Linked DNA regions of Homo sapiens: region 1 is linked to region 2. A link is a loop called in an ENCODE intact Hi-C map of the cell type or tissue named here. Cell type or tissue: ovary. All regions are shown on one strand. Links, peaks and the distances in the headings refer to the core of each region. The heading gives the core; the rest is flanking DNA. Region 1 has its middle 18 kb from the start of YPEL5. Region 2 has its middle 14 kb from the start of LBH.

Region 1 (2,921 bases), core at 113-2,612, 53 kb before region 2:
GTCAGTTAACCTCTGAATCTTAGTTCTCTCAAGTGTGAATTGTAAAAACAAGCCTTGTCTTAAATCTTGTCAGAACATAGTGAAATATAGAACATAAAAACCTGTTGATAAGCAGTATGCATATATCTGGAGTAATTACTTTTTTCAGTAATCCTGAACAACTCTTCACAATTTAACCTAATTTGTTCTAAATTATAGAATGACCAGAATGCTTTCAAAGTTCTTTAAATCCTTTCTGGATTTAACATGTACTGATAAACCTTTCAGCAAATGAGGATTTGAAATCTGCAGTTTACTAAATGTTACTATCTTGACTTTTCATTATAAGGAATTTTTCATAATCTTCTATAATATAATTTTACATGGCTTTCAAAAATCTTCAAAGCTGCTATTTTTCTCCTACCATGGAGCAGAAGAGAAAAAAGGTAAAAAGCTCATTGAATATAATATCAATGGTAATTAAAAAGCCACCATTTCCCCCCGCAGACAAGCTAACTTTGAGAACCTGCCAGAGCTTTCACTAACAGCAACTGACTCATTTTCTCCTGTGTTGGTCTCAGCTTATTGCATACTACTGCTAGAATGAAGTTCGTCCAGTTTTTAAAGAATCCTAAGGTGGTGAGATAAATGGTTTATATACTTCTTCTGATGTGCCCTACAGATGAACAAGTTATCTCTTCCTCCTGGATTTAAAGCAAAATACAAAGACAAAGTCCATATAGTAATTTTAAAAACCTGTATCCAAAGCTAATTTGAAAGCCCAGCTTTGCAGGTGATATTTGTGTCCTTGAGGATAGACCAGAGGTTTTCAGGGACTGGTGCAGTTTGAGAAATCCCCTGGTATGCCCCCGACCCAGGAGAGGAGGTTGGCTTCCGCCACTCCTTGGAATTCACTTAGAATTTCCCTCTTTTCCAGCAGTTAAACTGCCATGGAAGGAGCTGGCCACCACCTTCTCAACTATCCCACTCTACCTGGAGCCCTCCCAGGAAATACTGGGCAAAGTGGAGACATTACTGTGAACTCCAGAAAATTCCACGAGTGTAATCTCTTCCCACGTAACCCATCTCCCTTCCCCCAGGATCCCAGCCCAATGCAAGGTGTTCAGAGGCGTTTCTGAAGCTTGTCAATATGCCAAAAGGAATAAAATATTTCAGTCCCTTTCAAGTGAGTCAGGTTCTGTGTTAGAGAAGGCTCCTTAGGGCAGCAACAGGAAGCGAGTTTCAAAGTTTGAGGGGACGGTATTTTTAAGAAATGGGCTAATGAGTAAAACATTCAAATGATCCTGCTAAAGTTTACACTGAAAAAATGTTTTTAATTAAAAAAAAAAAAAAATCAGCTGGAAGCTTTGCTACCAGAAAAGTACCAGTAGGTGGCATGAGTGTGCAAGAAATTCCACTCAACCACCAGTCAAACCTATCTTTTGGAAAAGAGAAACGTTGGGGCAGTCAGTTCTTGTTGCTGTTCGTCCTCTAGGGTGCAGTACCAGGAGCTGATGCAAGGGACCGTCTTACTGCAATGGCACGACATCATTGGGCAGAATCGAATTATGGAGAAAATGCTTTGCAGACTATCAAGTGCGATGCAATAGTACTGTTTCCTCTTTGTGATACATGATTTTTTTTCTGCAATGTTTGTTTTAGTATCTAAAGCTTTAGCTTATACAACTTCAAAAATGTTTTTTGTCGAAAACTATGTTTTAATATTGGCTTTTAATTTGGTAATGGTAACCTGAGGCCTCAGAAAATTAAATGTCACAGTGTGACTTTGAAGTTAACCTCTGGAAGCTCCATTTCCTCGACTTTAAAATATGAAAAATAATTTCTAGAGAACATGTGTGAGGACTTTATAAGCTGTATGGAATTCTAAAAATGATATATATTACAATAACTTGAATGAGGTTCAGTGTTACTTAACCGGTAGTGTAGGCTCCAGTTGCTGCAAAGAATTTTCCCGTTCATTTCTCCATTCAGCAGTGCTTGAGTGCCTGTTATGTGTGTCAGGCAGTATAGTAATAGAACAACACCTGGCACCTGTTTCCCAGCGGCCAGATGAAGGATATTTGCAAAGCCAGTAAAATTACTGAATGCATTCCTGCTGCAGGAAATGAAAGGTATTCAGCGTAGGGGTGCATGAACTCATGAAGCAGAATAAAAGGTCTTTCCTCTTCCAGCAATTGCTTAATGTCTGCATTAGAAACAAGGAAGCCTTTCAGATTAAGTGAAAATAAATCTATTTCCATGTGTAAGAGATTCTGAAATTGGCTTAACTATACACCCTAAAACAAGCTTTATCTGTCTCCCTTGCAGAAACAAATATAAATCAGCAATTTTGGGGCATACGCCAATAGGAACACTGACACCTCTGGCAGCCAGGCCAAGCAGAGGGCTTCTGTAACAGTGAGAGGCAAGGAGTCAAGGCTCAGAGCTGCCTTTGCACAAGAAACATCCCAGGTAAAGCATGACGATGGATTGCAGGGAGGAAGGGAGGTGAAATTCAAAGAATAGTAAATCCGTAGGACCTCAGGTTTAGCCATTGGTTGTGATCAGTGTCAGTGATCTCCAACTTAAATGCCTCCAGGTGCCAGGTCACTCAAGAAGTGGGCCTATGGTAGACAGCTGAAATCAGGGCTAACGGGGTGAGCAGGGAAGAGCATGTACCCCTTAAAGATGGTCACTTTCAATTTAAGAGAAAATTCTAGCCAAATACAGTTTATTCTTTGGGCCTTAGGGGCTTCAGTTTATATTCTTTAATTTAGTCTAACCTCCCATTTTAAACATTTGGAACCTAAGGCCAGGAGAAGTGAAGTGACTAAGCCAAGTTCTCATTGTGAGGAGCAGAGACATGACTACCCAGGGTGAGACATTTCACCTTAACAAAGCACAGCAGAGTATGCTAAACGTCTTACAAATGTAGTAATATT
Region 2 (2,921 bases), core at 302-2,801:
AAGTACAAATCCAAACAACAATGAGATACCATTCACACCCACCAGATAGCAAAAGTGTATGTCAATGCCAAGTGTTGGGAAAGATGTTAAATCATGGAGTCTCATTCACTGCTAGTGGAACTGTAAGTTGATCCAAGTACTCCAGAGAGCAATTTGGCAACAACTAATGAAGATGATCATGTCCAGAAATTCCACTCCTAGGCATATAGTCAAGAAGACATGTATTAAGATATTCACTGCAGTACTGGAAACAGCTTAAATGTCCATCCACAAGAGAATAATTAAATTGTATTAGAGTTATACAATGGAATACAACACAGTATGTGTCAGCATAGATAAAAATCTCACAATTGTAATGCTAAGGGAGAAATGAATATTGCAGAAGATAGTGATACTACAGATATGATTATACACTATATAAAATTTAAAAGCTGGCATAATAATCCTTTGCAATGTCTGTGATACATAAAAAATGTAGTAAAAATAGTAAAAGTATAAAAACACATGTGAAGATGATTAACACTGATCTCAAAACAGTGCTTAGCTCTGGGAAATGAGGGAAGAAAATGGGATGAGGGAGGTGTACAGAGAGGAACTCAATTGTATCGCTGATATTTACTTTCTTTGAAGTAAAAAGACATGAAGCAAATAAGGCAATGTGTTAATATTTGCTAAAGCTGATGTGGCCATCATTAGCGCTACCCACCAAATATTTCTGGCTCTCTGCCTGCCAGGCCCATAGTAGGATTCTATGTCCTCACCCATTTTGAATCAGGAGCAGCCTAGAGATTTGCCTTGGCCAATGAAATGTGACTGGAATTGACTTGTGTTTCTGGCCTCTTGAGCCAATGCACAAAAACTTTGGCCAACATGGCAGCCCAGAGACAAAGCTTCTGTCCTCCCCAGTCCCTGAGCAAGCATGACACCCCCAGGCAACCCTAGGAGGATGGGAGGATGGGAGGGAGATGAGTGCTGTCAGCCGCTGAGGTTTGGGGGTTGTTTGTTACTACAAGTCTACCCTGGAGAATAGAGCTGGAAAATGGGTCCACTCCTATTCACTGTATCAGTCTCTGATTTTATCTACATGTTGAAATATTATCAAAAACATTGTAATACTTTTAAATTGGACTGGCTTTCTATCTCTTCGTTCACGAAAATTCTCTGTACTGGCCTGCGCAAGGCCCCTCTCTTAATTTATTAACTTTTGTGTTTTCAGAAAGTGCCTCTGACTTGGGATGGAAGCAATGTGGAGCTGTAGGAGCCTCCTGGTAAAAAGGATGAATGGCAGAAATCATTGATTAAGCCCAGATTTCTGGGTGAGCCCAGATTTCCTCCAGTGCTGTCTGCTAGCATTTCCCATCAATCTGGGGACAGAAACCCAATGAGAAAATCTTAGCTTTTCTCCAGAGAAATGTAAGCAAGAATTTTGATGAATGCAACTGCCGTTGATTCTTTGTATGGCTTTTAGAAAGATCACTTCACCCTTTTTCCCACTTCTCTGCAGTTCACCTCTGGGAGAAATGTCAAGAAAACTTTCCCACACCTCATGGCTTCCAGGTTCCTTTTTAGGGCTGCCTGCAAGGCCCACAGGGAATAAAAGGCCCAGCAGGAGGTGGAGGAGGGGCAGCATGGTGAGAGAAGGAAGAGAAACTCCGTTCTTGGCCAGTTGTGCTCCGTACTGTGCAGACACACAGGCAGCGCCTGGAAGTCACCGAGAAATGCAATGCCTTTGAGAAGTTCCGTGGAAAGAATGACATCATGACCAGTCACTCCCCCACCCCACCTTTTTTCCAGTGGGAGTGAGAAATAAATAGACTGACACATTTTCCAGTCAGGGAGCCATTCTGGACAGCAAGTTTACCTTGGCACAGGAGCTCAGGTGGGGCTGTGAGAAACCTTATCTGTGCTTGCCTGGTAAACAAGGAGCCTGCAATCTCCCCGGAGTCTTGGCCACTGAGCAGGTGACTGCGGGAGGCAGGTGAGCAGAGCAGGTGAGCAAGGTGAGCCTCGGGCCCAGGAGCACGCTGTGTTAGGTAAATATTGCCTTAACTTGATTGATGGACTCACTAACTGTCTGTTTGTTGCCAAGAGAAATGCCATCACCGCCAAATTCAAAGGTAAAATTCCTGTCCCTTAAATCAAGGGTTCTCAAACTGTAGTGCGTTACTAGGTCACCTGGGGAATGCCATTAAAATGCAGGTTCTGATTCAGCAGGTTGGGATGGCTGAGAAAATTGCCTTTCTAACAAGCGGCTGGTGATGCCGAGGGTGCTGGTCTGTGGACCACTCTCTGAATTTGCAAAGTCTTAATGCTCAGATGACTGTATGCATTTTACACGGTCAAAATAGTTACTGATTAAGGAGCACTGATGCAGGCTGCAGGTGTCGTACCAGATGTTTGCTATCATCTCTTGTAACTCTTCACACCAACTCTGCAAGGTGGGTGTTATTATCCCCGCCCCCTCCTTGGCTGGCAAGGAAATTGAAGCTAAGAGAGGTTAATTCATGCATTATATGTGTAATTTCCAAAAGATTTCATTGCTACCTTCCCTCCTTTCACAGTGATCTGAAATAACCCAAAGACAAAAGATAATAAACGCCTGTGGTAGAGACGGGTGTTGTCTGCTTGTGGTGATCGGCCCTCTTGGCACCTGGAAATGAGTAATTTCGTCCGTACATTGTCAGGGCCAAGCTCAGGAATTCAGAAATCCTGGTTATCTAGGTTTGGCCTAGGAGGTCCTCTCTTCAAAAGAGAGAGTAGCTCCAAAAGGTGGACAAGACTGGTTTTTCAGATCCCTCTGGTGCTGATGTGTTCGCCCCTAGGACACGCAGTTGGAGAAAGTTCTTGATACCAGGAGGAGTTGCTTTGATGTGTCAGCTTGGAAAGAATGCCTCGTAAGGGCCATTCAGGACTCCAGGAGA

What was found. Hi-C counts contacts between places; a loop is a spot of excess contacts. Peaks named below come from ENCODE experiments on the same cell type or tissue, not always from the same donor. Only the 100,000 strongest peaks of a DNase experiment are listed, where the experiment ranks them.
Region 1: it touches region 2 in a loop (2.8-fold over the local background); 45 of 110 quality-filtered maps call a loop at or near these places.

What each region holds. Positions count from the first base shown.
Region 1 is chr2:30,163,777-30,166,697 of GRCh38, forward strand. No RefSeq gene overlaps it. Among named protein-coding and RNA genes, the nearest start is that of YPEL5, 18 kb to the left of the region's middle. In ovary, for the core only: a CTCF peak has its summit at 1,385 (motif pointing right); no DNase peak of the experiment used is centred there.
Region 2 is chr2:30,216,116-30,219,036 of GRCh38, forward strand. No RefSeq gene overlaps it. Among named protein-coding and RNA genes, the nearest start is that of LBH, 14 kb to the right of the region's middle. RefSeq lists an enhancer at 1,826-2,921. In ovary, for the core only: no CTCF peak of the experiment used is centred there; a DNase peak (open chromatin) is centred at 1,696.